Regions from separate parts of the Homo sapiens genome. Here all the other regions are linked to region 1. The links are chromatin contacts, found by Hi-C or POLR2A ChIA-PET in ENCODE. All regions are on one chromosome and are shown on one strand. The core of a region is the stretch at or near the end of the contact, and the rest is flanking DNA. Distances in the headings are between cores, read along the strand shown. Region 1 holds the start of SF3B5 (splicing factor 3b subunit 5). Region 2 overlaps UTRN (utrophin). Region 3 holds the start of PHACTR2 (phosphatase and actin regulator 2). Region 4 overlaps PHACTR2 (phosphatase and actin regulator 2).

Region 1 (7,023 bases), core at 1,167-3,666:
TCCTATACTAAATATTTATGAGAAGTGGATTTTTTCATACTTCGACAAAAATTTCATATCCCAACAGTTTGAATGCAAAAGCAAATATGGGAATCAAGCTGTCCTCTATTAAGCCAAACACAGAAGACCTCTGAAAAACCGGTTTTTCTTAAAAGCCATTCTTCTCACTAAATTATGTCTTGGTAAATTGCCATTTTTCATAAAACAAAAAAAGTTTTTGTTAACATGAAATGGTTTTATTATCATTATTTTTACCATTGACCTTTCTGAGAATTTTCATTATTTTTCAATGAATTAAAACTTTTGTTTTCATTTCTATGGTGGTGAATATCAATAGCCACAATCCACATAAACAGAGGCTCTTTGGTGTCTTCTACAATTTTCTAGTGTAACGAAAAGTTAGGAGCAATGACTCACCCCTGTAATCCCAGCACTTTGGGAGGCTGAGGTGGGTGGATTGCTTGAGCCAGGAGTTCAAGAGCAGCCCGGGAAACATGAGACCCTCATCTCTACAAAAAAACTAAGAAATGCAAAAATTAGCCGGGCATGGTGGCACGTACCTGTAGTACCAACTACTTGGGAGGCTGAGGTGGGAGGATTGCTTGAGCCTTGGAAGTTGAGGCTGCAGTGGGCCATGATCGTGCCACTGCACTCCAGCCTGGAGTTCCAAAGCCACCACTGAGCTAAGCTATGCCAGGTCACGTGACTTCTCTGCGTAAAAACCTTCCAATGGTCTGCAGTGGTGGCTCACACCTGTAATCGTAGCACTTTGGGAAGCTGAAGTGGGAGGACTGCTTGAGGCCAAGAGTTCAAGACCAACCTGGCCAACATATCAAGATCCATCTCGTGTTTTTAAAAACTAAAATTAAAAAAAACCACAACCTTCCAATGGCTCCTCAGAGGTTCATATATTGTCCTACAAGACTCTACTCTGTTTTCCCCTCCATTACCTGTCCCTCTACTTTTCCCCTTACTCACTCCCTCCAGCCATGCTTGCCTCTTTGAAGTTCCTCCAATAAACCATACATACTCCCAGCGTTAGTACCATTGCACTGGCAGTTCCCTCTTCATGGAAAGCAATTTCTCCAGTTTTCCGCATGGCCATTTCCCTCATTTTCCTGAAGTCTTTGCTCAAATGTCACCATCTCAGTAACTTGTGCATCATATTTAAGATTACAGCCCTACCAGCTACTCCCACCCGCACCACATACATTGTTCTCCCCTCCCCGCAGCATCTTCTAACATTTGCTTATTACATCTAGTGTTTGACCTCCTTTCTCCACCACCAGCATAATGTAAGCCCCAAGAACACGGGAAAATGCCTGTCACATAGAGCTCAACAAATATTTGTTGAATGTAGAATGGATGAACTCGCTTGCCAGCTTGTCATTTCTGGAGACATGGCCACAAATTCCCAAGAAAAAAAAAAGGATGCATTTTAAAGAGGCTAGGGAGGACAATGACAGCAAAGACTGCAAAGAGTTTTAAAACAGGAGAAAAAGAAGATGGGATACAATAACCACAAATTTCAATACTGAAGGCATTGTGGGCCTGAAAATAACGCTCTTGGGAAAAGTGGCAGTCGGGGAATTAATTATAAAGGTAGACACGGCGGATCTAAGTGCCTGGCCATGGACACTGGCATGCGCTCCCTCACCCAAACCCACTTCCCGCTCAGCTCTTTCCGGAGCCTTCCACCCTAACACAGAAAGTTCACACCAAGAGACTGAACGATTTCTAAACTTTATGGAAAAAGCCAATGACAATCAATTAGCCAAAAACGAGACGCCAAATCCCATCTCACTCCAGCGCCATGCCCTCTTCTCAAACGCTCGCCGGCTCTAGGACCTCTCCACCAGCACAGTTCTCAGGAGTCCTGCTGGTCTCCCAGTGCTGTTCTAAGGGTCCACATGAAGGCAGGTCAGGCGGGACTCCCCGGGCAAGCACTTCTGTACGCGGAAAGCACGAGGCGCAGGAGCCATGGAGAGCCGGTCCTTTGGAGACAGGAATACTTAAGAGGATTGGCAAACCGGAGAAACGCTGGGAGAGGTGCCCCGCACTGCGGTGGTAAGGCAGAGTCTCAGTTCTCCTCGGGCTTGTCGGCTGGCGGTCCACAAGGCTGAAGCATCTTTTCCATCAAGTTGAAGCGGACTCGCGCTTTGCTCTCATTCTCCGCAATGGCGAAGTAGTTGAGAAGGTCGAAGTGGCCCATGTAGGAGCAGTACGAGTCGCGGTGTTGGTTCACCAGCCACTCCCACTTGGTGGTGTCGGCGTGGCCCGTGCCGATGTACTTGGACTGCAGGTGCTCCAGCTGGCTATGGATGGTGTAGCGGTCAGTCATCTCGCCGCTTTCCCCTTCGCTCTCAGGTCAGAGGACGCAGGTAACAACTCGCCGCTCTAGCGTTTTACAGGAGAGTGAAGCCACCGCGCGGAAGCTCCAGGTCCGCGCCGTCGCAGAAGAATGGCGTCACAACGACTAAGTAGCGTAACTCTCGCTCATAGGGCTCAGAGGCGGAAGCGGAAGCACATTCTGTCACGCAATTGGAGTTGCTGAGGCGACGCAACAAGTGTGCCTCCCCCCTCCATGGAGATCCCCGCCCCATCAGAGAATGTTGCATGATGGTCCACTTAGTGGCTAAGGGAGGCCCTTTTCCAACAAGGAGCGTTGCATGCTGGGACTTGTGGTCTTGGGAGTTCGTGCACGCAGGCTTCCGGGACTCCTGGTCGCGTTCTGTTGTTTGTTTGTTTGTTTGTTTAAGACGGAGTCTTGCACTGTTGCCCGGGCTGCAATGCAATGGCGCGATCTCGGCTCACTGCAACCTCCGCCTCCTGGGTTCACGCGATTCTCCTGCTTCAGCCTCCCGAGTAGCTGGGATGACAGTTGCACACCACCACGCCCGGCTAGTTTTTTTGTATTTTTAGTAAAGACGGGGTTTCACTGGTCTCGAACCCCTGACCTCGTGATCCGCCCGCCTCGGACTCCCAAAGTGCTGGGATTACAGGCGTGAGCCACCGCGCCCGGCCCCTGGTCGCGTTTTAAAAGTGATCTGGGGACCTAGTGGAGGGCGATGTCTGGAGGTGGGGAGCATCCGTGGGTGGCTTGGGGCTGATAGGAAATGGGAAACCCAAGAATGACTGGACTACGAGCAGCCCCGAAAATAAACTCTTGGTGTATTTCGGAGCCGTCGTGGCGGCACGGCCGTCCCTTCACAACCGGGGATGGATTACCCAGAAGTCAGCAGGCGCCAGTTCTGGTCCCAACTATGTCTCTTAGGAGTTTGTGGCATAAAAGAGTTATTTCAGCTCTAACCAGGGTGCTTGGTGAGCAAGTACAGCACCAGTTCCCACACATTCCGGCTTCCACCTCAAGCTCCTCCTTCCTCTCTAGCCACTTATTTTGATATCCTCCCTCCAAGGCCTCACCTCACCCTACTTGGCTCTTCCATTCAGTGGGTTTTGTGGATTCAACCAACCTGATTGAAAATATTGGGGGAAAATATCAGTCTGTACCGAAATGCAGACTTTTTAAGGTTATTATTCCCTAAACAATACAGTATAACAACTATTTACATAGCATTTACATTGTATTAGGTATGTTAAATAATCTAGAGACAAACTATACAGGAGGATGTGCGTATATGCAAATACAAGCCGTTTTATATCAGGGACTTGAGCATCCTCTAGTTTTGGTATCCATGGGGGTCCTGGAACAAATCACTCACGAATACTGAGGGACAACTGTATTTCTCCATGTTACCTGTTGTGTCCATCCCCATTTCCTTGTACAAGCTATTCCCTCTACGTGGAATGTCTGTTCCCTTGGTGAACGCATCTCCCTTTAAAGGCAGCTCAAATGCATCTCCTTAGAGTTTTCTCTGGCTGCTCCAGACAGATGTAAACTCTCTTTCCTCTTTGCAAGTTATACGTCTCTTCCTTATTATTGCTTTATGTCCTACTGTTTGGTTTAATAACTTCCTTACATGGGTAGAAGCTACTTGAAAAAAAGATCCTTTTTTTAAAAAAAAAAAGTCCAAAACAAAAATTTGATAAATGGATAAATTATTACAACCGAAGAGAAGGAAAACTTTACTGGGAAGGAGATAACTTGAAAATAATTTTATTCTGCTGTTTAAACTTCGTTATAACAAATGTTTCACTCCTAAAATGTAAAGAATTTTGCCAGGCATACTTGTGGGAGATGTATCAAACCTTAACATTTTGCCATTTTTCTATGGAGCCTGTTTTTTTGATTGCTGAAAGTGTGTATCCATGCACAATAGTTGTTTTTGTTATGCAAGTTTTAAAGCTCTATATAAATAACACTCCGTCTATATTGTTATAAAAGTTGCTTTTTGCCCTTGTCAGTATTCATGTTACATGTTATGTAACTTTAGTTCATTGTTTACTGCTATACAGTATGTCACTTAATTAGTATAACATAACATGTCCACTCTCTCAATGATGGGCATTTATTTTCGTATTTTTGTTATTAGAAACAATGCCGAAATAAATATTCTTATACATGTGAAGGTGTTTCTCCAGGGCAGTGGTCCTCAACCTTTTTGGCACCAGGGACTGGTTTCGTGGAAGACAATTTTTCCACGGACAGGGGTTATGGCAATGGTTTCGGGATGATTCAGGTGCATTACATTTATTGTGCACTTTATTTCTATTATTATTACATTGTAACATATAATGAAATAATTGTACAACTCACCATAATGTAGAATCATTGGGAGCCCTGAGCTTATTTTCTTGCAACTAGACAGTCCCATCTGGGGGTGATGGGGGATAGTGACACCAAAAGTATGTTGCTTATGTCCAGTCTACTCTGTAATCTCGTTTTGGTTGCTATCACTGCAGAAAACCCTCATTCACATAGATAGGATGTTGGAAATGGAAGCAGACTTTTCTGTGCTTTGGTGCCAATCTGAGGATATTCCACCTTGACTCTAATCCAGAACATACGGAGATTTGAAGTTGTCTCAAACATACTTTTAAGCCACCATTATTTGCAGTCTCAAGCAGTTGATCTTCTAGCACGGGCAAAGTTGATTCACCTGGTTTTTTCACAAATGCGTCATAGATCCATTCCTTCCCAGTTCAGAGGTCTTTTGTAATTGGGAAGTAATGCCCAAACTCTATTGAATGTAAGACAGGTGATCATGCACCGGCTGGGAGAAAGAAGGCCCTGGCTCAGTCTCTTTCAAAATCTCTACTAATGTTTGAAATGTCAAAAATCCCGGTGTTGACTTGTAACCCCCATAATTCCAGTTGGATTTGAATGCAGCCACTTTATCTGCCAACTTGAACACAGTTGTTCTCCTCTAAAGTGACAGATTGAATTCTCTGAGCAGGTTGAATATGTCACACAAGTAAGCAAGTTTTGCCACCTATCCTGTGTCACTGAAATGTGCTTCCAGTGGTGACTATTTTTCTAAAAGAAATCTCTGTAGCAGCCCTCCTAACTCAAAAACTCTGGCCAGTGATCTACCTTTAGAAAGCCATCTCACCTCTGTGTATAAGAAAGATGAATGCGCTCTGTGTCCATCTCCTCACAGAGCTGTGCAAACAGACGTGAGTTAAGGGCATGTACTTCAATATAGCTGATAATTTTAATCACATCCTGCAAAACGTTGTGAAGTTCAGGTGACATTTTTCAGCTAGCCAGCATTTCCCCATGGACGACACAGTGCACAGACACATTCAGAAGCAACCTCTTTGACCCAAGTAGTGAAACCAGAAAGCTGTCCAGTCATGGCAGTTGCTCCACCCATGCTTATACCAACACAAAATGACCAATTCAGTTTTCTTGATTTGTAGTCATTTAAAGACTTGAATAGTTCTGCAGCTGTGGTGTTGGCTGGCAACAAAAGTACACATAACATAGCCTCTTGCACATCCTCCTGAAAATATATTCACAAAAACAAGCGTTGTTGCCTTGTTGTCAGGATTGGTAGACTCGTCAACCTGGATTGTGTACCATGGTGACTTATTAATCCTCTCTAACAATTATGCCTCAATATCCTCTGCTATTACATCAGTTTGTCTAGTTGTGGTGCTAGCCAAAGAGGAATGTGTGCCTTCTTTTGAACTGCAGCCTCTCCTAAAAGTTCACAACAGATGTCCTTAGCAGCAGGGAGGATCAACTCTTCACCAACAGTAAAGGGCTTCTTAGCTTTAGCAATGTGGTTAGCCATTGACTGATGTTCTCAGTACAGACACACTTGATGCGGTAGTGGCCTTCAATAATTGCTTCTGTTTGTGTTCATGTTTTTTTCTTTTGAAAAACTCCAAAACCTCGTCTTTTAATGCAAGTTGCTTGGTCTCCATGTGGTAAAGCGGTTTTGAGGCTTTCATAGTTTCGGTGGATAGAGAGTTACCAAGTATTCTACAAAATGAGCTTGGAGAATGTGAATTACTTGTTGCAAAGAGTAATTTAAGTAGGACCCTCGGTGTTTTCTTTTAAATGCAGCTTTCTTTTCACTGTCAGTCTTAGAGTCTTCTATCTCATCATTGGGTCTTTCTCCTTTTTCAAAGAAGCTCTCTAGTGATGTTTGTTTTTTACTTATTTTGGCTGGGGTTAGCTTGTGTGCTTACCAAAACAGTGGCTGAGACAAGTGCTGGAAAGAAGCATGGATGGAAGTGGTAAATAATGGGTGGGCCATCCACAGACTAAAATAAGTGTTGAATTGTGACTTAAAGCCTGCCACCAGATGCAGCTGTATAACTGAAGTACATCAATTCACTTGCCACTATAAAGCCTGCCACCAGATGCAGCTTAATTGCTACTTACCACTCATTGACAGGGTTTTGATATGAGTCTGGAAGCAATTGATTTATTATGGTCTCTGTGTAGTCAAACCTCTGCTAACGTTAATCTATATTTGCAGCTGCTTCCCAGTGCAAGCTGCAATAAACACCTCAGCTCCACCTCAGATCATCAGGCATTAGATTCTTATAAGGAGTGCACCACCTAGATCCCTCACATGCATAGTTCACAATAGGGTTCAAGCTCCTATG
Region 2 (7,023 bases), core at 1,955-4,454, 460 kb after region 1:
ACTGAGTGACCAAGTCTAACAAACAGACCTGCACTTGCACCTCAGATACTGCTTCAAGAACTGGGTCCTGGAGATGGTATCGTCATGGCGTTCGATAACGTCCTGCAGAAACTCCTGGAGGAATATGGGAGTGATGACACAAGGAATGTGAAAGAAACCACAGAGTACTTAAAAACATCATGGATCAATCTCAAACAAAGGTAAGTCTAAGGCCCTGGCAGGTAAATGTATATTGTCAAGTTGAGAATTTGATGGCTTTGGCTTTCTCGTGGAAACCTGCCAAACATGTGGCTACTACAAGTACATTTTATTATTATGTATTTTTATACTGTGATGTTCTGAGTTAGTATTATCATACTTAGTACAGAATGTATGCTTATACAATATGTTTTTGAATTTTTACAATGGAGTTTTTTATTTTATTTTTTTAAATCAGCCTAAACCTTGCCAATGATTATGTGTTCTGATTGTCTTACGCTCTCAGTATTATCTAGAATACACTTTGTAGTCTTCTGATGGTAAGGAGTGCAGGTGTTTACAGATGCATCAGGGTAATGGTATCCCTAAAGGTAATTGGAATAGCGTGCTATTTGGGTGGGGCATCCTAAGTTGAGGACCAGACACACATGGATCCAACACTAGATCCCTGAAATAATCTATGTGCATTTAGGATTTTAGTTAATTTACTATCTTTTTTCCCATTACTTTGTCTAGTCAGAGTATTTGGAACAGCCCAAAATAGAATATGTGTTTACAAGAGAATTTTCTGTCACTTGAATCACTTGAACACCTAGAATTTGAGAAACTATAAACAGTGATTAGCATCTCTTTAAGACTGCATATTTATATTCATCATTAGTAAAAAAAGATGTTTACATCATGCATATAGTACTGGGAATGCCTGTGTCTAGGTGAAATTACGCACATCTTTATTAAAATGCAACTGTCTTAAAACCAATTTGGTATCAAAACACATCTATTTTGACGTGAATAAAATGGGTATTAGAGCACTTTATATTCCTGATATATTCCTGCTAATAAAGTATGGCTAAGCATTTAATAACATTTTGACATGGATACGTTTTATACACTTCCAGAGTGTTATTTTTAGTTACAATCTCTGAAGCTCTGAAAACTCAAAGAAGAGGGTTATGATGGCACAATGTGAGGTTGAATGTGTTGTTAGATATACCTTGGATACTGGAGAAAATAAGACTGGGTTAGCAAAGACAAAACTTCACAAGTGGTTAAAGCAGAGTGGCTATAATATTGGTCTTTCTAACATTTTACTACAACTTTTCTCTTTTATTATAATAGGTTATTTGGATTTAGTAAGGATATCATAACTCAGGCAGGGAAGAAGGTGAATTAAAAACAGCTTTAACCTTAAGAGATAGCATTAGGAGATATACCTAATGTTAAATGTGAGTCAATGGGTGCAGCACACCGACATGGCACATGTATACATATGTAACAAACCTGCACGTTGTGCACATGTACCCTAAAACTTAAAGTATAATAATAATAATTAAAAAAAAGAAAAGACCTACAATCAGACAAAGCAGGTTAGAGAATTTCTTTATGGCCATCTCCAAGACAGAAAGGTAGGGGAAGACTCCTGCCTTCAGGAGAGAAAGAAGGAGGTGAAAGGGCAGGAGAAGGTCACAGAGAGAGATTGTTTTCTGAGGCCTGCTTCTGAGCCCTGAGGCACCCCAATATTAGAACAAAAGGCTATAACAAGTGTTATGGGAGTTATGTTGCAGGAACTGTGGATGAAAACATATACGTATTACAGTAAGTACGATGAATAAAAATTATTTGCATAATATAGCTAACATAAAAAAAAGAGATATAGTCCTTAAATATGCTCTGTCTTTGTGTTTCCAAAAATTCCATGTATAAGAGTTAGGACTTTGTTTTCCTTGTAAACTTAACAAAAAATTTATCCGTTAGGAATGTGTGGCCTGCTTTATTTAGCACCTCCAATTCTTCTTCTTATTTTTTTTTTTTGCTTTTACTTTGTAAATATTTTAAGACAGCCTACAGCAGTAGTTGGATTAGATGGAAGAGGCAATTAAAAATGAATTATATTGCAAGGTGATTTTTCGTTTATCATAGCTAAGACAATTACAATGTTCCAGTTTCTTTGTAGTTACAAGTGGTTGTCCTTATTGTGTTTTCTCTCTGCATTTTCCGGGGGGTGGAAATAAGTAATTATATTAATATTTAGACATGATTTAGATATATTGTTATCTATAAAACAGGGAAAACAGAGCAAAACTGGCTCATAGGATCCCTTCGTGAATGATAACTAGGGCTTCTATATGTAAAGAGAGTTTTCTCTTTTAAACCCAGTGAACTTTACAATTTTTAACTATTTTAAATGGACATCTTTGTAGAATATATAAATCTTTCTTTGCCTTCTTAAAGCTTGTGAATGTATATTTAACTTTTTTCTGAATTCTTGGTAGTATTGTTGCAAAGATAGAATTAAGGAACTTTAATGGATACGAGTGACCTTAGAGTTCTTCTGAACCAGTGTTTCTCAACCTTTCTTTACATTATCGCTTCCCTAAGGAGCCTGTGTAGACTCATCTTCCCATGAAATTTTAATACCATGATATACTGTGTACTGTATGGTTGTGCTTTATACATAAAAAGAATACATTTTTTCACCCTCCCCCTGAAAAGAAATAACCATTTATTACCTGTGTTGAGAATACATGGTCTAATCTAATATTCTCAGGCTCAGAGAAGTTAAGTGACATGTTCAAAGTCATGCAACACAGTCAGGATGATATTTTTCTATACTAAATGGTAATGCTCTTCATGCTGTGAGTTCTGAAGAATTGGCAGTAAATTTATTCAGGCTGCTATACTTTGTGAGATTTGGGGCTTTGTTTTGTGCGTATAAATTTTGAGTGTCGTCTCATTGTCAGGCACTGTACTGACCTCTTCACACACATCATTTCATTTAATCTTCACAACAACTGCAGGAGAGAGGTAGCATTTTCATCAGTCCTATGTTAATGAATAAACTGAAGTACAGAGAAGTTAAGGAATTACTCAAGACTACACAGCTTATAATGGCAGAGTTGGGATTGGAATTCAAGCTTGACTGGCAAGCCAGGCTCTTATTGTCTCTAAAAACAGTTTCATTTTTGTTCTTTGAATCAGACTGTCAGCCGTTGCTGACATTCTTGGTGACTGCTTTGTGTACCCGCCTCTCAGTTCTGTCTGTAATTCCGCTTACTGATTCTTATCTGTGTTGAGTTTAGAAGCCATATCAGATGAAAGATACGGGGCCTTTTTTATGCATAATGTAATGCACTCCAGTACGTGGCCATCACACCCCGTCTAATGGCTGCTGAGAGGCCTTTTTACCATGGCTGCCCTCTTATCTTCCAGCCTGTTCTTTATATACATCATTGTCAGCCAAATTCTGGAGGGGTGAAGGGTTGTTATATTTGCACATGGAATACTGTGCAGCATAATGTGTGAAGTTCAATATCAGCTTTCAAAGGAAATGTTTTGTATGAATTGCAGTTAGCCTAAATAATTTAGCTATTCACAATTATAAGTCCACAATCCCTTATCTACAATGCCAAAATCTAAAAACAGCTTTGATAACAGAAATCTTTGAATTACCATGCAGCTCTTTATTAAAGTCTTTATTTATTCTGGTTAGTATGAATAGCCTTTTTCCTTGCTGCAGAAATATTAATGTGTTTGATTGCTTCCCCAGACCCTGTTCAGGGGTAGTAATTAATATAGTTACTTTCATAATATTAGTTTTCTAATGTTCAAAAATAATATTACTTCTGAAACGCAACTGAATCCTGATTTTTTGGATTCTTTGAAAAGTAGGCCTGTCTCTAATGTTTCTAACTAATCTATATATCCTGACCACTACTTTTTTTACTTATCACTTTTTTTCCTTCCATCTCTTAATGCTAATTAACAAATTTTCTAGTGCCAGTTGAGATAGTGATTGTTGAAATGTGTTTATAGCACAGTCAGTGTGGATGCCTGATTTGGGTCTAAAATGCTATTTTAGCTGTATATATTTTGGCACTCCAGGGCAAAAATAACATTATATATATATATATATATATATATATATATATATATATATATATATATATATATACATACACACACACACGTATACACACCTGTGTAACACACATGTATATATACATACACATATATGTGTGTGTTTATACACACACATATACACACACATATAACTGTGTGTATAGACGTGTTTGCACATGCATGTATATACAGGTATGTATATATATGCACACTCATGTATATACACACATAGTTATCTACACTGAAGTATTGTAAAGGAAATGAGACAGTATAACTGTGTGCTATAAATAGTTTCTTAGAAATCACTAATTACTCTGTGTTTTTCTCCTTGTCCTTATCGCATTTTACCTTGCCTATGTTAAGGTATTTCTAGGTTTGTACAGGCAGAACAGAAAGCACTGAGTGTAAGGTATATGGGGCAATCCTTGGTTAAAAGCCCATCTTAGGCACTTGCCTTCTGTGCTAACCTATAGGAAGTTATTTCAACTCACCGAGTCACCATTTCCTTGATTCTAAAGTGGAGAACATGTCTAATATGTGGGGTTATTGTGATATCAAAAGTTATGTGTAAAAGTTCTTGGTAGGTAGTATATGCTTAAGAAAAAGATGCCCAAAGTGTCATCATATGCTCTTTCATATAATGTCTTTCTGATAAGTCCACTTCCTTTAGTCAAATGCACAGTACTTTCTGGGGTTAAATTAGCAGAAGGTTGAGTCATTATCAGTTGTTTGTCCATAGTCATTTCTAACTCTTTCTACTTTAATTAATGATAAAATACTTCTTTGTCTGCTTTTCTGAGTGCAGTATAGATATTCTAAAATTTTATTAACAGATGAAATTTCTTAAAAAATGCAGTTTCCTTGGTTTGCAGAATTATCACAGTTGCTGAATTTACCTTGCAATTAAGCATTTTCTGCCAAAGCAAAAGTCCAACCATCCTGGGAAGAAAAGATACGGAATTTAAAAAGACACAATTATTTATTTAAAAAAATATTTTATTTTATTTTATTTTATGTTCCAGGATACATGTGCAGGACATGCAGGTTTATGACATAGGTAAATGTGGTGGTTTGCTGCATCTATCAACCCATTACCTAGGTAGTAAGTCCAGCATTCATTAGCTATATATCCTGATGCTCTCCCTTCTCCTGCCCCCTTCCTACAGGCCCCAGTGTGTTGTTCCCCTCCCTGGGTCCATGTGTTCTCATTGTTGAGCTCACATTTATAAGTGAGAACATGCGGTGTTTGGTTTTCTGTTCCTGCATTAGTTTGCGGTGGATAATGGCTTCCAGTTCCATCCATGTCCCAGCAAAGGACATGATCTCATTCCTTTTTATGGCTGCATAATATTCCTCGGTATATAGGTACCACATTTTCTTTATCCAGTCCATCATTGATAGGTATTTGGGTTGATTCCATGTCTTAGCTATTGTGAACAGTGCTGCAATGAACATACACATACATGTATCTTTATAATAGAATGATTTATATTCCTGTGGGTATATACCCAGAAATGGGATTGGTGGGTAGAATGGTAGTTCTGTTGTTAGGTCTTTGAGGAATGCCACACTGTCTTCCACAATGGTTGAATTAATTTACATTCTCACCAACAGCATTAAAGCCTTCCTATTTCTCCACAGCCTCACCAGCATCTGTTGTTTCTTGACTGTTTAATAATTGCCATTCTGACTAGCATGAGATGGTATCCCATTGCGGTTTTGATCTGCATTTCTCTAATGCTCAGTAGTGTTGAGCTTTTTTTCATATGTTTGGTCACATAAATGTCCTCTTTTGAGAAGTGTCTGTTCATAAGACACAATTATTTAATGTGGGAGCACAAATACAGATTTATTCAGTAAGATAACTTTATTTTCTTCTTTTGAAATGCTATTATCTTTCTCATTAATATTTATTAATTAATAATGGCCAGCTAGACATGTGGAATGTATATAGTTTTCAAAAGGTTATTTAAATATTGTGTATAGTAAAGACTGATTTTGTAACTATTCTGAAAACAGGTTAAGTTTCAAAAATTTAATTTTGATTGACTTTCCAAGTAATTTTGTTGTATATTTGGAAGCTTCTATTATATCTGTTATTACTTTTTCAGTAATGATGTTTATTGTCCCTATAGATTAATAAAAATGAAGCTTTTTTCAGCATTTATTCTTTGTCCAATTTGGTCAATTCCTTTTAACAGTGATCAGTAGAAGATACTTATATTGGGATTGTTTCATAAGGCCTGATATCAGCCAGGCTCAACCTTCAAGCTCTTAAAAATGAATGCTGTAGCAGCTGTCATTCCCGAATGAATGGGCTTAGGTGAAAAGTACAGGTAGCCTTATCCTCCTAGCATGCCCACCAATATGAGGTTCAGAGATTTGGGTCAGTCAACTTGATTTATCCTCTCGGAAGCTTACTTCTTTCCCTGAAAATCACCTTTATTTTTCAACTTGTTTTGTTTATTTTCTTTGCTAGGATTTGATTTTTAGTTTTCCCTTCCAAGCTGGGAATAAAGCTGGCCAAAAAGAGAAGGGTAAAAATTATAGTCTTCTATATTTTCCTCTTCTGTTACGTTGTTTTAATATTTCAAGTATCATTTTATTACTTTTTTTAAAAAACAATTGCCAACAATGTCTTTGTGATAAATGCCTATGAATGTTAATGTTTTCATTTTGTAAATATCAAACTCAAGCATGCGGATATTTTCTCAGCACATTTAGCTCCATATCAAACAAACTAAAGAGCCAATGCCCACAGAAACAATGCCCACAGTCTTTGTTTTTGTTTTCATTTGTTTCTTTTTCCATTAATTGATTAATCAACCAGTTAAACAAGTATTTATTTAGCTTCCTATTTGCCAAGCTCTGTGACCAGCCCTAAAGATTCAACCATAAATACACCTCATTCCTGCTCCCAGGAAG
Region 3 (7,023 bases), core at 2,403-4,902, 420 kb before region 1:
CTTCTAGTAAAAACTACCCAAATAGTTAAAACAACTTTTGCATATCGTTTTTAGTATACTATTAGGAAAACTGCTAAGTTTTCATTCATTTCCTTCCCATTAAGAAATAATTTTTCTATTGCTACAATTCCCATTAGCCAAGGAAATGTCACTAATTCACAGGGTGTCTATGGTCAAATCTAGAAATAAGGGTGTAAATTAATGTAATCTTCATCTGCTTGTATATGGCCACTATCAACCACTGTTGCCTCCCAGGTCACTGCTGTTCTGATCAACCATCTCATCTCTTGGGACTCTGCCTAACCCTTCCCTCCCATCATAATTCCTCCACCCCTAACATCTGGTGTCTCAAAATGAATCCTCACACAGCTGGCAGCATCTGGACAAGGCAGAGACCTCCAGGATTAGTATTCATGGCATTTGTGTTCTGAGGAAGGTTCCTTCTTCTTCCTGCTCCAGGCTAGATTTGGCTGCCTAGAAAAATCTGGCAGTAACCTAAGTTATAGGATTTGGTAGTGGTGACTGTAGTAATTGTAAACCATCTTCTCTAAAGGCACCAAGTTGTATGTCTGCCATTTGGACTTTGACCTAGAAAAGAACTTTCTCACAAATGGTCCAGATTGCCAATGTTTAGGCTTTTGTCCGCTTTAACTTTAACCTAATAGATATAGTGGCTTCCATCCAGGAGGAGTGCAAGTGTCACTTTGGGTACCCCAGGTGGGTGAGTCTAAGACTTCCCACATCAGACAAGCCAGTGAAGTCTGTGTTACAGGGTAGAATGCTTGAAAACCTGATAAGTACAACTTTGTGTCATAAAGGCACACTGGCTTTCAGAAGGGGAAATTCTATCTCACTAATTCACTTTCTTTAGTTTCTTTCTGGAAATAAATGAATAAATCACAGTAGTTCTTTCAGAGCTTGAAAAATATTTAGAGTGTTCCATGGAAAAAATCAGTAGATGCCATTAGTCTATATTTTTAGGAAGGCTAAATAGAAGCTATTCCTCAAACTCAGCCATGGTATGATATGATGCGGCATTATTATAACAGAGAAAAGTAGCGGTGTGCTGAAGGCAGTTCACACAGGCTGGTGGGCCAAATTGTTACATTTCAAGGAATTTTGCAAGCTGTTTGATATCAGTTTTGCTAGCTGGTTGAAGGCCTGTAGAATAGGTTATTGTAGGAGTATTTACATCACAGTAAACAAAGCAGTCTGAGGCCCCCTCCTGCCTCCTCACCCCCAGCCCAAACCAGTTAAGCATTTACCAAGATATCACTGGATAAGAGATTGGTTTAGAAATAGAGAACAAAGGGTGGGACCAATGGGATAAATGCTGAAGAATTATAAATAGATAGCTTCCTCAGAGTTAGGTATTGGGTCTAATCCTGTTTAGCATTTTAATAAATTCCCTAGAGAGAGGTAGTATACAGAGAAATGTCCATGCCTTTCAGATGACATTAAATGTTTCCAGAGTTAAACTATAAACCCATGGGATTAACACCCAGAACTCTTAGTAAAACTGTGTGAGTTCTAATAAGGCAAGAGTAAGGCAATTTGGGGGAAAATTATCTTAAAATTCTCTTGTTAGGTGATAATATCTAACCTTTGCGTTACAACCTAGAAATGAAATTTAGAGATTTCTGTAGACGTTTTCTATGTTCATTAGTATAACTTGTTAGCTGTGATAAAAAGGCCACTTAAATGCCAAGTTCCATCAGAAGCTCTAGAAACCAAGAACAAGAACTGTCCCACTCTTAGAAAGAAAACTTAGTGCACACTTCCTGCAGTTTTGGTTGACATGCTTCAAGGATAATGTAATGGAACTGGAAGAGTTTCAGAGAAAATTGCATAACCTGGTTAGGGTATTATAGGAATCCCAGATGAGGCTGAAGATTATATTAACTAGCAAATCATGAAAGGTCTTGAATAAGGTAAATATAGCTGTATTAAGCAATTCCTGAAAAACTGGAACTATAGTGCACCTCCTTGATCTTTGAAATAAGAATTTATAGAAGTAATAGAAATATGCTATTGTTTCTCAAGGAAAAGAAGAAATGATAGCAACCTTAAAGTTTAACTTTTATCAGTATTTAAAAATTATTACAGTTACATATTTTGAATGTGCAAAAGGTACTGTATATTTCCTCTGATCAGTGACCTCCCTTTATCAGAAAGACTGTCAAAAGGAAGAGTGAAACATTCTCCCTCTTAACTTACCTTTAACCACTTTTGTTTGTTTGTTTTTTTCTTACGGCAACTCAAAGCAAAGAGCTGGAGGAGCCAGCCATTATAATTGCTTACTCTCATCGCTTAGCGCCCCAGGTGGGATGTGTTTCCAAAACACATTTTTGTATTTATAAGGAAATGTAGTTAGGATTAATTTTATTGTCCTAATTAGAACTCACATTTTGGTTAAATCCTCAATTTCATTAAAAAAAAAAAAATCAGTGTTTCTTAAGAGTGAATTAGGCAAAGGGAAGAAGACAATGGATCACACTTTTTTAGGGAAAAGATCTTCCTCACAGTGGTGGGTGGGCTATTTGGGTGTGAAAAAACATAGGGCAACTTAATTAACCATGACAAAACAGACAAGTAAGTGCCTTTCAAAAAAATCAAACAAGGCTCTGCACGATCTTAATAATAAAAATTTTAGAAAAAAATGATTTTCATGTTAGTTCAGAGTTGATTGTCTAGGATAAATTAAAAAATGAAAGCTGTGGTAAATGACCTAAATATATTGCACTTTCTGATATTTTTTACATTTTAATGAAATATATGCCTTCAGCAAAGTGCACACATCATTACAGACATCTCAATGAATTTTCATAAAATGAACACATCCAGTAACCACCATCCAATCTAATGCACCATATACAGATGTTCCATATACTGTATATATATATACACACATTATATATATATAGCATGAAGATTACTTATACTAATTAATCATTAACTGTAAATATGAAGAATATTTATTTGTATTCATATTTTTAAGAAGATTGAGATTTAACAGGATATTATAGAAGGGTTTAATTCACCTTTCAAGTTTGTTATAGTTTTTTTCCCCTTTTGTGTATTTTAATCACTTTATTTCACAGTAATTCTTTTGAAATAAAGGAGAGGTCAGCACTCCAGAGTTTTAGGTGGGAGACAGCAAAAAGTATATTTTGTTGATCTCACACGTAGACCTACCATTTAGATTTGTTGTCAAGCCTGATTGAGGCCATTAGTGCCGTTTTTAAAAAATTATATTTGTTAAAAGGAAGATAATTTTTAAAACGAGAAAAAAATGGGCACAAGACATGAGAGTGCCACAATACTGCAAATAGAATGTAAGGAAGGAAATAACTTTTAAGAAACAAATTTTGTTAAATTAAGTACCGTGACTAAATACTTTAATTCCTTTTCTTGTAGCCCGTAAGGATCATTTGACTTTGAACCTTTTAAGTCAAAGAGGAGTAGTCTGAAAGCCTGAACTCCCTACCACCCTGAGGGGGTGCGGGTGCGGCGGGGCCGGCTGGGGGCTTCCCCCACCCCCTGCTCCTGCGCCCTCCCCCCGCTTCCCCCTCCTCCCCTCCCTATCGCCCTCACCCCCCTTCTTCCCCCGTGACCCCTGACCCCAGCTAATCTGCATAGAGGAATGACAGGCATCCGCTGGGCAGGATCCGCCGCGCCGGCTGCGGCCGGCCGGGCTGGGAGACCCGCGCGGGGTAGAAGGTGAGGGGACCCGGCGGGCCGCTCGGCACAGGCCGGGACATGAACGCCTGGAAGTCTGGCTGGGAGCGGACCCATGATCGAAGGACCAAAGGAGCCGCTTGATCGCTGGACCTGGCCCTGCGACCCCAGTCATGGGCCAGACCTCGGTGTCCACGCTGTCCCCGCAGCCCGGCAGCGGTGAGTCCGGGGCGCACGCGATGCGCTCCCGCCGCGCGGGCGCAGGGCTGGCGGCGGGGCCCCGGGGCAGGCAGGGTTAGTCGTCTGGTCGGGTTCCGCTCGGACCCGCCAAGTCCCTCGGAGAAACCCCAGAGGTAGCGCTCGCCAAACTCTTTGTCGTGAAAGAGGAATGCCTTTTGGGATCCAGCCGATTTTACCTTAAAGGCACAGGCTCCATTTTTCTGTGCGCGATGCCTCGCTGTGGTTTTTTATCCAAATTATTTCGGAGCCAGAAACTTACGGGAAACGCCATTTGCGTATTACAGTGTTTTTAAAAACGCGAAACTTAGAGAGCAAGAGAAACATGCCAACAGGTTTTTCTGTATTTACGCTTGGCTTCCGAACAGACTAGGACTGAATGCTTTCAAGCTTGTCAACTGATTTATGGTTTGTTATTCGGAGTAGAAGCGCTGATCGCCTTATCCTGGCAGACGCTGAATACTTAATAACTAGCCCCGAAATGCGTAATTGTTTCAAATGAGACTTGTTTTGTTTATAGTAGATACAGCAGCTATAACATTTAGGGAAACATATCTCATGAACTTAGTTCTCCAGGACTAAAGTTAGTTTTATGGAGACGTGTGTAACGTGTCTGAGTTCTAATGCTCTGTTTTAAAAGTTTCTTTTTTCCATTTTCTTAAACAAAAAGAGGGAAGGAAGGTACGTCTGGCATTTCCCCGACAGTGTAGGGATAAAAAAAAAAAAAACTGTTTGGTGGTGTTACTTGTGATTGGATAAGGAAATAAATTTAAAAGGTACTATTTTGATATTTTTCCATCAACGATTAAAAATAAATAATACTCGAAGGGACCGTTTATGTTACTCATTGAGATATTTGATACACTTTTTAAATTGTGCAAACATCAACAGGATCTTGCTGAAAGGAAATGACAGGGTACAGAGGAAGGTTTTTTAATCTGCCTCAGGATGTCTAGCTAGATAGCATTCTGTCATTCCAACCCCCCACCCCACTTTATACCCAGTGGGTTTCTTTAGGTAGCACAGCTTCACTCCCTGAGATACCACAAGCTTTGCTGAGGTTTCTGTTAATACCACAGAAGACCCTTCTGCAAAGAAGAGACATCAGAATCAGAATATACCTTCTTTACCATTAATGACATGGCTACAGCTCTGAAATCAAAGACCTCATGTTGACAGCTTTTTGAGAGATATTTGCGGGGAGGGGTTGAGTAGGATTTTAAATTTAGTAAACTATTTTGTGCAAATAAGACTTGGTTTCCTTTGTCTTACCTTAAAGTGGTGTGAGACTTCTTTTCATTTCAAGGAAGGGTTATATTTTTACATTTGTGCACCGGCGAAGATAGAATTAAATCTGTACTCCAATACAAGAGTATACAGAAAGTATTGTCCTGAATTTAGTGATTTTATCACAAAATATTACTCGAGTGAATATTAGAAAAGCAAATTTTGCCTTAATAAAAATCAAGGAATATTATATAAATGATGTCTAAGAAGCAAATAAAATCCTAAAGTGAGACTCCCTACGTCTTAGTACAGCAAAAAAACCCGGATTGCTATAATTCCAAATAAAATGACTGATTATAATGAGAAACTGTAATCTACTTAAGTAAAAAGTGTTTTAAACAAAAATTTATGCTTGATCATGAAAGATAATTCAGAGAAATATCTCACGGAACGGTGTTATACTTAAATTGCAGGTCCTCAGTTTTGCGGATTAAAAGTTTGTATGAATTGAAATGACCAATCCATACATCATAAATACAGGGTTTTTTATTTTTCAGTTAAGGAATGACAGTGGTTATGACTTAAGTTGTGGTATTGTAAAAGAACAGTTTTCTCGTGGTATCCAGTGTCTCTAAATCCGTTAGAGCTACCCTGTTTCCCTGAAGGTTTGCCATCAGATTCCAAATGAAAACCAAAAAAAAAAAAATTTAAATTAAATAACGTTTGCTGAGTTTTATATTCATGTCTGTATTTTTCTGAGTCTGAGACTGTCAAACTCTCTACTATTCCAGGTATTTTGTTCACTCCTTGTTAACTGTTTAACTCTGGCTTTACAGATGGCGTGAAGATCCTTGTTCTGTTTGATCTTAGCCATTGACTAGTTGTTTAAGTCTGGAGCAGCTGCTTAGGATTACAGTATTAAAGATGATTCTCATCTTAAATGCTTAGTGGGCGAAAATCTGTTTAAGTCAAAGGAATCAATAGCACAGAGTTTAATTATTCATACTTATCGCTCAATTTGGCCTTTTGTAAAAATCTTCATTATAGGCTAGAAGTTAGCTTGCTTTCCCCGTTTTGACTTTAGGCTCTCTAGAGCCTTTCAGTTTAGGTTGCACCTAATTCTCTGGGTTCTAGGAAGACCATTAATAATTTTTTCTGAAAATATGCAGTTAGATCCATTATTAAAAAGAACAGCTGTATTGATGTATAATTCACATACTATAAAATTCACCCATGGAAAGTGTACAGTTCATTGTTTTTCAGTGTGTTCACAGTGTTGTGTGACCCTCAATCTCTGTTCCCACCCTATTCAACCAGTGGGCTCTACCTTAATGAAACACTAATCAACTTTTCTGTCTCTATAGATTTTCTTATTGAGAACATTTCATGTCAATGGAATCATAATGTGTCATTTTGTGACTGGCTTCTTTCAGTTAGCATAATGTTTTCAAGGGTCATCCATGTTGTAGCATGTATCAGTTGTTCATTTCTTTTTATTGCCAAATAATATTCTACTGTATGAATATGCCACATTTTATTTATCCATTTATCAGTTGATGGACATTTGGGTTATTTCTGCTTTGGGCTATTTATGAATAATGCTGCTCTGAACTTAATGTACAAGTTGTTGTGAAGATATGTTTTCATTTCTCAGGTATATATTTAGTAGTGGAATTGCTAGATTATATGGTAGGTAGTTCTATGTTTAACCTTTTATGGTGTTGCCAAACAGTTTCCAAAGAAGTTAGACCATTTTACATTCCCACCAGCAGTGTATGAAAGTTACAGTTTCTCCACATCCTTACCAACATTTGTTACTGTCTTTTTGATTATAGCCATCTTAGTAGGTGTGAAGTTATATCTCATGGTTTTGATTTCCTT
Region 4 (7,023 bases), core at 3,335-5,834, 290 kb before region 1:
TACTATTCCTTTCTGTTTGCTCATTTTCCTTCTAACAGATAGGCCCCTCAGCTGCAGGTCTGTTGGAGTTTACTGGAGGTCCACTCCAGGGTCTGCATTTTCAACAAATCACCTGTTGCTTCTTCCCGGCATAACGCCTGAGCTGACTGGGACTGATGAAGCAGACCTGTTACCACTCACCACTGGCCAATTTTAAACTTAGTTTCAGACATTTTTGTTTCCTTTTTCCTCTCTATAATTCTCATGATGCCAAAATGACTACATATTTGGTCTCAGTTGCTATCTCATAGAGCTTTGTTGTTGTTGTTGTTTCTACTCTAGAAATACCTAGTTTTGGCTCAATGGCTTCCCATTGGTTGTACAACCCAGCACCATTGGAGCTCTGATCCCCCATAACCTCAGCCCAGCTCTTTCTATCTCATGTCTTTCAACAAAATCAGTCCCAGACTGGGTGTGGTGGCTCATGGCTGTAATCCCAACAATTTGGGTAGGCCAAGGCGGGAGGATTGCTTAAGCCCAGGAGTTCAAGACCAGCCTGGGCAACACAGCAAAACCTCATCTCCACAAATTTTTTTTTTTTTTTAATTAGCCAGATGTGGTGGCCACACACCTATGGTCCCAGCTACTTGGGAGGCTGAGGTGGGAGGGTGTCTTCAGCCTTGGAATTTGAGGCTACAATGAGCTGTGATCACACCACCTGCACTCCAGCCTGGGTGACAGAACAAGACCCTGTCTCAAAAAAAAAAAAAAAAATCAGTCCTAATTACATATATGTGAAGAATTATTAGGCCTAAAACCTGGTCTCCTTTGCAAAGAAGAGAGTTAAGTTTATTATACATGTATTTGTCTAAAGTGTCTGATTTACTTTTTTTCCTGTTTTAAACTCTCTCAGGAAATCTTTCTCTTTATTCCAAGAGGAAGTAGCTCTTGTAATAAAACTATGATCAATCTTCAGTGAATTTTAAAAATAAGCATTCTATTTCTTTAATTGCCTGTAGTCACATCTTTCTGGTATATTTTTTTCAAACAACTAGTCCTTACAATTTCACATCACTTCCATTGCCATATCATTCACATAACTGACTCATCATTTCTAATTGTAAGCCAGCACACACAACATGCAGATCTGAAGCAATTTTCCTGATGACAGGGGCCCAGAAGCTCATATTAATGGAAAGACTGTAGGATGTGAGGTTAAAAGGCTTGTGTATGAGCCCCATGTTTGTCATTTAACCCTCATCCTGTTTAGAGAAAGAAAGTGCACCTCGCTGCCAGTGCTGATTTAATTTTACATAAACACGCTCTTTGAGGCTGAAGCAAATCTGACAGATTTTCAATGTGAAAATAAAATAGAGGCCGATTGCAGTGGCTCACGCCTGTAGTTCCAGCACTTTGGGAGGCCGAAGTGGGGAGATTGCTTGAGCCTAGGAGTTTGAGACCAGCCTGGCCAACATTGCGAAATCCATCTCCACAAAAGATACAAAAAATTAGCCAGGCATGATGGCGCACACCTGTAGGCCCAGCCACTCAGGAGGCTGAGGTGGGAGAATTGTTTGAACCCAGGAGGCAGAGGTTGCAGTGAGCTGAGATCACGCCACTGCACTCCAACCTGAATGACACAGTGAGACCCTGTCTCAAATAAATAAAAATAAATAAATGAATATAAAAACTGTTCTTGGAGTTGTTTCTAAATAGAACATCAAAATCATCTATTTTGGAAAAATCAGATTCATCGAACGATTTTTTGGCCAACAACTGTTTGAGAATGATGTTAACATCACACATAGAAAGGCTGTGTTTTCTAGGATTTGACATTTTCAGCAATAGAGAAATACTGTATTTTGTAAATAGGAATACCACTACTAAAACCATAATGCTATAAATAGAATGATGTCTTTTGTTTCCAAAGTCGATATACTAGAGCGTTGCGAAAATAAAAGCAAGATATTTCATGACAAACTTATCCTGAGGTAAACAACTGCAGCCGTTAGTGTTGCCAGGCAAATATTCTCAGGGCAAACAGGAAAAGGGTTAATGCGCATCTCTCTCTAGCAAGTCATGTGACCTCTCTAGGCCTCCATTGCATCAGCTGTAAGGTAAAAGCCTTGGAATAGTTTTCAGGTTATCAACTGCTTTTTAACAAACCACCCCAGAATTTAGTGGCTTTTAAAACAGCTATTTATTTTGCTCTCAATTCTGAGTTATGAATTTGGGAAGGGCTCGGCCCAGCAGTTTGTTTGGGATCCCTGTGGCATCAGGTGAGATGCTGGGTTAGATAATTCACTTCCAAGACAGCTTCTTCACTAACCGTCGGTGCCTTTTGCTCCTTGGCCTCTCTCTCTCTATCTACCCAGCATCTTAACCTCCAGGGCCTTTCCCTGTATCTTGGGTTTCTCACAGCATGGTTTTCTGAGAGTAGTCACTTTTTTTTACATGGCAGCTGGCTTTAAAGTAGCAAGAAGCAAAAGGTGCCAGGCCAGTTAAGGGCCACATCAGACTGGCACGTATCACCTCTACTGTGTGCATTTGTTGAAAGTGGTTACAGGACTCACCCAGAGTCAAGGCTGGAGAGACAGACTTCACCTCTTGATGGGGGAATAGCAAAGTCACATTGCAGATGAGCCAGTAGGATATGCCTGTAAATAGTAAACTGTCTCTCTTATGCATATGTATATGGTCATCAGTGAATTATAAATTGTATCAATATGATGGATCTATAGCACACAATTTACAATTGTAATGTTTTGTAAATTCCATATCTCAGTTGATGCTCACAGAATGCTTTCATTGATTTTTGCCATACTCTTAGATCAGTAGTAGCCAACCTACTATTGCAAATAAGGACTTTATCTTATTCATGGTTAAGTCAACTTCGGTGGCATTATCTTCTTCCATTCCAGTGGACTCTTCATAAATAAAAGTGAAAGAATTGTGAATCCCAATCACAAACTAGAATAATTTGTTTTTCAAGAGGCTCATAATAATGACATTTTATTGACTCTACAGTGTACAAAGCACTTTCAAATATGCTCTTGATTAATTCTCATGATATTGTGAAGAATTTCCTCCTGGTTTTCCAGATAAGAAAATTGGGGTTTGGAGTGAAGTGACTCACTAAGGGTCACACTGCTAATGAGGGCATAGCCAAGACTAGAATCCCTGCCTTCTGACTCCCAGTGGACCGCTTTTCACTTCCTCTGCTGAAACCTTACATTTGGAGAAGAAATTTAAAATGAACATCAAGACAGGATTCTCTGCCACTATTCAAATTAAAATACCTCCTTTCGGCCGGGCACGGTGGCTCATGCCTGTAATCCCAGCATTTTGGGAGGCCGAGGCGGGCGGATCACAAAGTCAGGAGTTTGAGACCAGCCTGGCCAACATGGTGAAACCTCGTCTCTACTAAAAATACAAAAAATTAGCCAGGCACGGTGGTGCATGCATGTAATCCCAGCTGCTCGGGAGGCTGAGGCAGGAGAATCACTTGAACCTGGGAGGCGGAGGTTGCAGTGAGCCAAGATCGTACCACTGCACTCCAGCCTGGGTGACAAGAGTGAAACTCCGTCTCAAAAAAAAAAAAAAAAAAAAACCTCCTTTCAAGGAAGAACGTTTTATAGATGTTAATTGGCGAGTGGTATAGAGCAGCCTCACTCTTTCTCCTTCTGGTTCTAGGCATCACTTTTTGCAGTAAGCAAAAGTATCCTCACTGTTGATCGGACTAGTGAGACAAACTGGACAGCCATGTCACAGAGGACTCAGGCTCACACATATTTCTCTGCTTGCTTCTTCATTTCCAAAAGTCAGTAGCAAGCATTATTGTCACAGTTCCTAGTCACAGGTTCTCCATAGAAACTACAGGGGCTGAGGAATATATCTGGGGAGAAGAGACAATCTGTGACATGGACTTAAATATAGCATTGAAAGGAGTGTTGAGGGAAAGGCTCGTGTATTGCAGAATGATGGTTAGTTATGAGAGAGAGCTAGAGACAGGCCTCAGGGCTTTTTTTCTGTCTGTTCCCTTTCCTAAAATGTATTATTTTCCAACCACAAAGAAGACTTTTTATCTCCCAGTGAAGTCACTCCCTGTGACTTATCATTCTTAGTTTTGGCTGAAGAGTCCATTTTGCCTAGAGGTTACAGGGGTGTTTTTATTAGCACCTTTTTAAAAACATGAGTAAAACATTCTTTATAGAGAAGTTAGGAAATAAAAATAAGCAAAAATTTGAAACCACGAACCATCTGTAATCCTGCCACTATTTGTTAACAGATAACTAATGTTAACATTTCAGTCTGAATGGCGTAAGCATCCCCTCAAATACCAAAAATTACGTGACACGGATTATGTGTTCTTTAAATAGCAATGCATTCTATTTGATATTTTCTTTGGGTAGCTTTAAGGATTATGCTGAAATTATAAGTTCTATTTCTATAAACTTCCAATATTAAAGAATATATAAGCAACTGCTTTCTCTGTAGCTCTCTGGCAGCTAGTCAAAGCCATGTTGTTGTAGGCAATATTCTATGTAGAACTTTCCATAGGAAAATGGTATTGCTTCTCAGAAAATGTCATGACCTGCACTTTCCTTGTGGTCATCGTGGGTGGGGGATGTTCCGTGTGACTCATAGACCAGACTCAAGGATGAGTTTAGCAAAGGCCCGCTCCCACTCCCTCTTGCCAATGGCACTTGAAGGAAGTCTATCATGGTTTTAGTTTGGCTATAGTATGATATTATATTTATTACACCTTAAAAGAATGTCTAAGCTCAGTATGGTGGCTCATGCCTGTAATTTCAGCACTTTGAGAAACTGAGGTGAGAGGATCACTTGAGCCTAGAAGTTCGAGATCAGCCTGGGCAACATCTTGAGACTGTGTCTCTACCAAAAAAAATTTAAAAATTAGCTGAGCATGGTGGCGCACACCTGTAATCCGAGCTACTGGGAATGCTGAGTTGGGAGGATCACTTGAGCCCAGGAGTTTGAGGCTGCAATGAGCCATGATCTCGCCACTCCACTCCAGCTTGGATGACAGAGCGAGACTCTATCTCTTAAAAAAAAAAAAAAGGTCTGCTTCATTGATGCTGTATATACTGGGGCAATATATGACCTAAATAACAGTTCTGTTTATCTATTTTTTTTCCTGTTTAGGCAGCAATAAGGAAAGAACTAAATGAATTTAAAAGCACAGAAATGGAAGTTCATGAAGAGAGTCGACAGTTTACAAGGTAGGTGACAAAATGCAGCTTAGAAATTGAAAATGCTTAAGATGTGATCCCATGTTGAGTTGGTTAAAAAAAGAAATTGCTTACAATGGTAAATTTTATGATAGGTATATTTCATCACAATTAAAAAATGTTTTTAAACAGTTTAGCTTAAAACCATCTTATGAACATTTCCGCTTCTCTCACATTCATCCTTGTTGGCTTTTAAGAACCTAATAGTCAATGTGACAGTTTTAAAGATATGACTAGATAAGATTGTAAATTTCTAGAATTTCATAATAAACTCAGCTATCTCCTTCAAGAACACTAAAACTAATCATGCTGAATAAGAATTTCTAAAATTAAATCTTTTCTTTCAAGGAAGTCTGAATCATTCCATGGGGCTACATTTTGGTTCCTTTCTTCGTTTTTTTCTGGGTCTGAAGACATCATTTATTCTGCTCTTGAACAGACTTAGTTGAAGTTGTATGCCCAGAATAGATGCTGGCGAGAGTCAGTGTGGGCACATACATAACACTTTGGTTTCACAATAGACATAACACAGGATTGAAGCTGACTTTTCAGAAGATGTAACTTTAGGATGGGAATCCTGATTTTACTGGTGACGAAGGAGATCGCTATCATCTTACCATTTTTCCCTCAGTCCCTTTCGGTTTCTTTCACAGGTTACCTAACCCGGTAACAAATATTGATCCCCTAAGCTACAGCCATACATCCTGGTGCCACTGTTCCTGCAGTCCCGGTGATGATGGTACTGTGTGCTGGGAGCATGTCACAATATAAAGGAAGTTGCTGTATAACCTCCAACTTTAACAGCAAACTTCCCTGAAATTGATGGGGGAGGAGTGAGGTTTGTTATCATAGACTTGCTCCACAGCTTTTCTTCCTATCTTACTGTCTTGTGTGCCAGAGAAACTCCCCTTTCTTTCAGGGTTACAGTTGGCCTTCCATATCTATGGGTTCCCCATCTGTGGAGTCAACTGACCACAATCCAAAATTTTTTTTTTTTTTTTTTTTGAGACAGAGTCTTGCTCTGTCACCCAGGCTGGGGTGCAGTGATGCAATCTCAGCTTACTGCAACCTCCACCTCCCGGGTTCAAGCGATTCTCCTGTGTCAGCCTCCAAGTAGCTGGGATTACAGGCATGTGCCACCATACCTGGCTAATTTTTGTATTAATAGCAGAGACAGGGTTTCACCATGTTGGTCCAGCTGGTCTCAAACTCCTAACCTAGAGTGATCCGCCCACCTCAGCCTCTCAGAATGCTGGGATTACAGGCATAAGCCACCACACCCAGCCCAAAATATTTTTTAAAACAAATATAAAATAACACCACAACAATAAAAATAACACAGAGCATAAAACGATACTGTATAATAGCTATTTATACAGCATTTACATTGTATTAGGTAGTATAAGTAATCTAAAGATTATTTAAAGTATACAAGAGGATGGGTGTAGGTTGTATGTAAATTCTACACCATTTTCTATCAGGGACTTGAGGAATCCATGGATTTTGGTATCTGAAGGGGTCCTGGAATGAATCCCCTGCAGACACCAAGAGCTGAATGTACTTCTTCTTTATTTTTTTATTTCCTCCTATATCATTTGTTTTTATATACATGTAGAGCGTTCCAACATCCTGAATGGATTTTTATCTATTTGAGGGCTTTATTCTATCATAATCTACTCTGAGACCAACAACATGTCCCTATCAAGCCAGACATTTTTGTCCCCCTCTTTTCTCCCTTCCACTTCTAGGGTCGGGAAAAATGTATGCTAAAATGTGACACCTGTAGTTGCTC

What was found. A loop is a pair of places that touch in the nucleus more often than their neighbours do. ChIA-PET counts read pairs that join two places held with the same protein, here RNA polymerase II (POLR2A). Pooled maps may share reads with other maps.
Region 2: a loop to region 1 is called in a map of Caco-2, with 3 times the contacts of the local background. The contact joins the enhancer-like site here to the promoter of SF3B5 in region 1. A Hi-C loop is called at or near these places in 2 of 168 maps with a recorded cell type or tissue (Caco-2 and IMR-90), 2 of 37 single-sample maps with no recorded cell type and 6 of 50 pooled maps. POLR2A ChIA-PET finds 5 or more read pairs at or near these places in 1 of 52 experiments (OCI-LY7).
Region 3: a map of ascending aorta shows a loop between it and region 1 (5-fold over the local background). The contact joins the promoter of PHACTR2 here to the promoter of SF3B5 in region 1. A Hi-C loop is called at or near these places in 2 of 168 maps with a recorded cell type or tissue (ascending aorta and mucosa of descending colon) and 7 of 50 pooled maps.
Region 4: a loop to region 1 is called in a pooled map, with 10 times the contacts of the local background. The contact joins the enhancer-like site here to the promoter of SF3B5 in region 1. A Hi-C loop is called at or near these places in 5 of 50 pooled maps. POLR2A ChIA-PET finds 5 or more read pairs at or near these places in 3 of 52 experiments (AG04450, PC-9 and WTC11).

What each region holds. Positions count from the first base shown.
Region 1 is chr6:144,093,157-144,100,179 of GRCh38, forward strand. It overlaps SF3B5 (splicing factor 3b subunit 5), which reads right to left and starts at 2,417. Exons shown (of 1, transcript NM_031287.3): 1 at 1,728-2,417. The coding sequence starts at 2,341. The coding sequence ends at 2,081. RefSeq lists an enhancer at 2,167-2,866.
Region 2 is chr6:144,557,112-144,564,134 of GRCh38, forward strand. UTRN (utrophin) reads left to right here. Exons shown (of 75, transcript NM_007124.3): 50 at 46-200. Among named protein-coding and RNA genes, the nearest start is that of SNORA98, 150 kb to the left of the region's middle. Within about 2 kb of position 3,205, at least 5 of the 41 ENCODE cell types and tissues checked have a DNase peak (open chromatin) inside an H3K27ac peak, as active enhancers do.
Region 3 is chr6:143,674,313-143,681,335 of GRCh38, forward strand. It overlaps PHACTR2 (phosphatase and actin regulator 2), which reads left to right and starts at 3,653. Exons shown (of 13, transcript NM_001100164.2): 1 at 3,653-3,897. The coding sequence starts at 3,852. RefSeq lists an enhancer at 2,997-3,845 and a silencer at 3,595-3,894.
Region 4 is chr6:143,801,912-143,808,934 of GRCh38, forward strand. It overlaps PHACTR2 (phosphatase and actin regulator 2), which reads left to right. Exons shown (of 13, transcript NM_001100164.2): 12 at 5,146-5,222. Among named protein-coding and RNA genes, the nearest start is that of LTV1, 38 kb to the right of the region's middle. Within about 2 kb of position 4,585, at least 4 of the 41 ENCODE cell types and tissues checked have a DNase peak (open chromatin) inside an H3K27ac peak, as active enhancers do.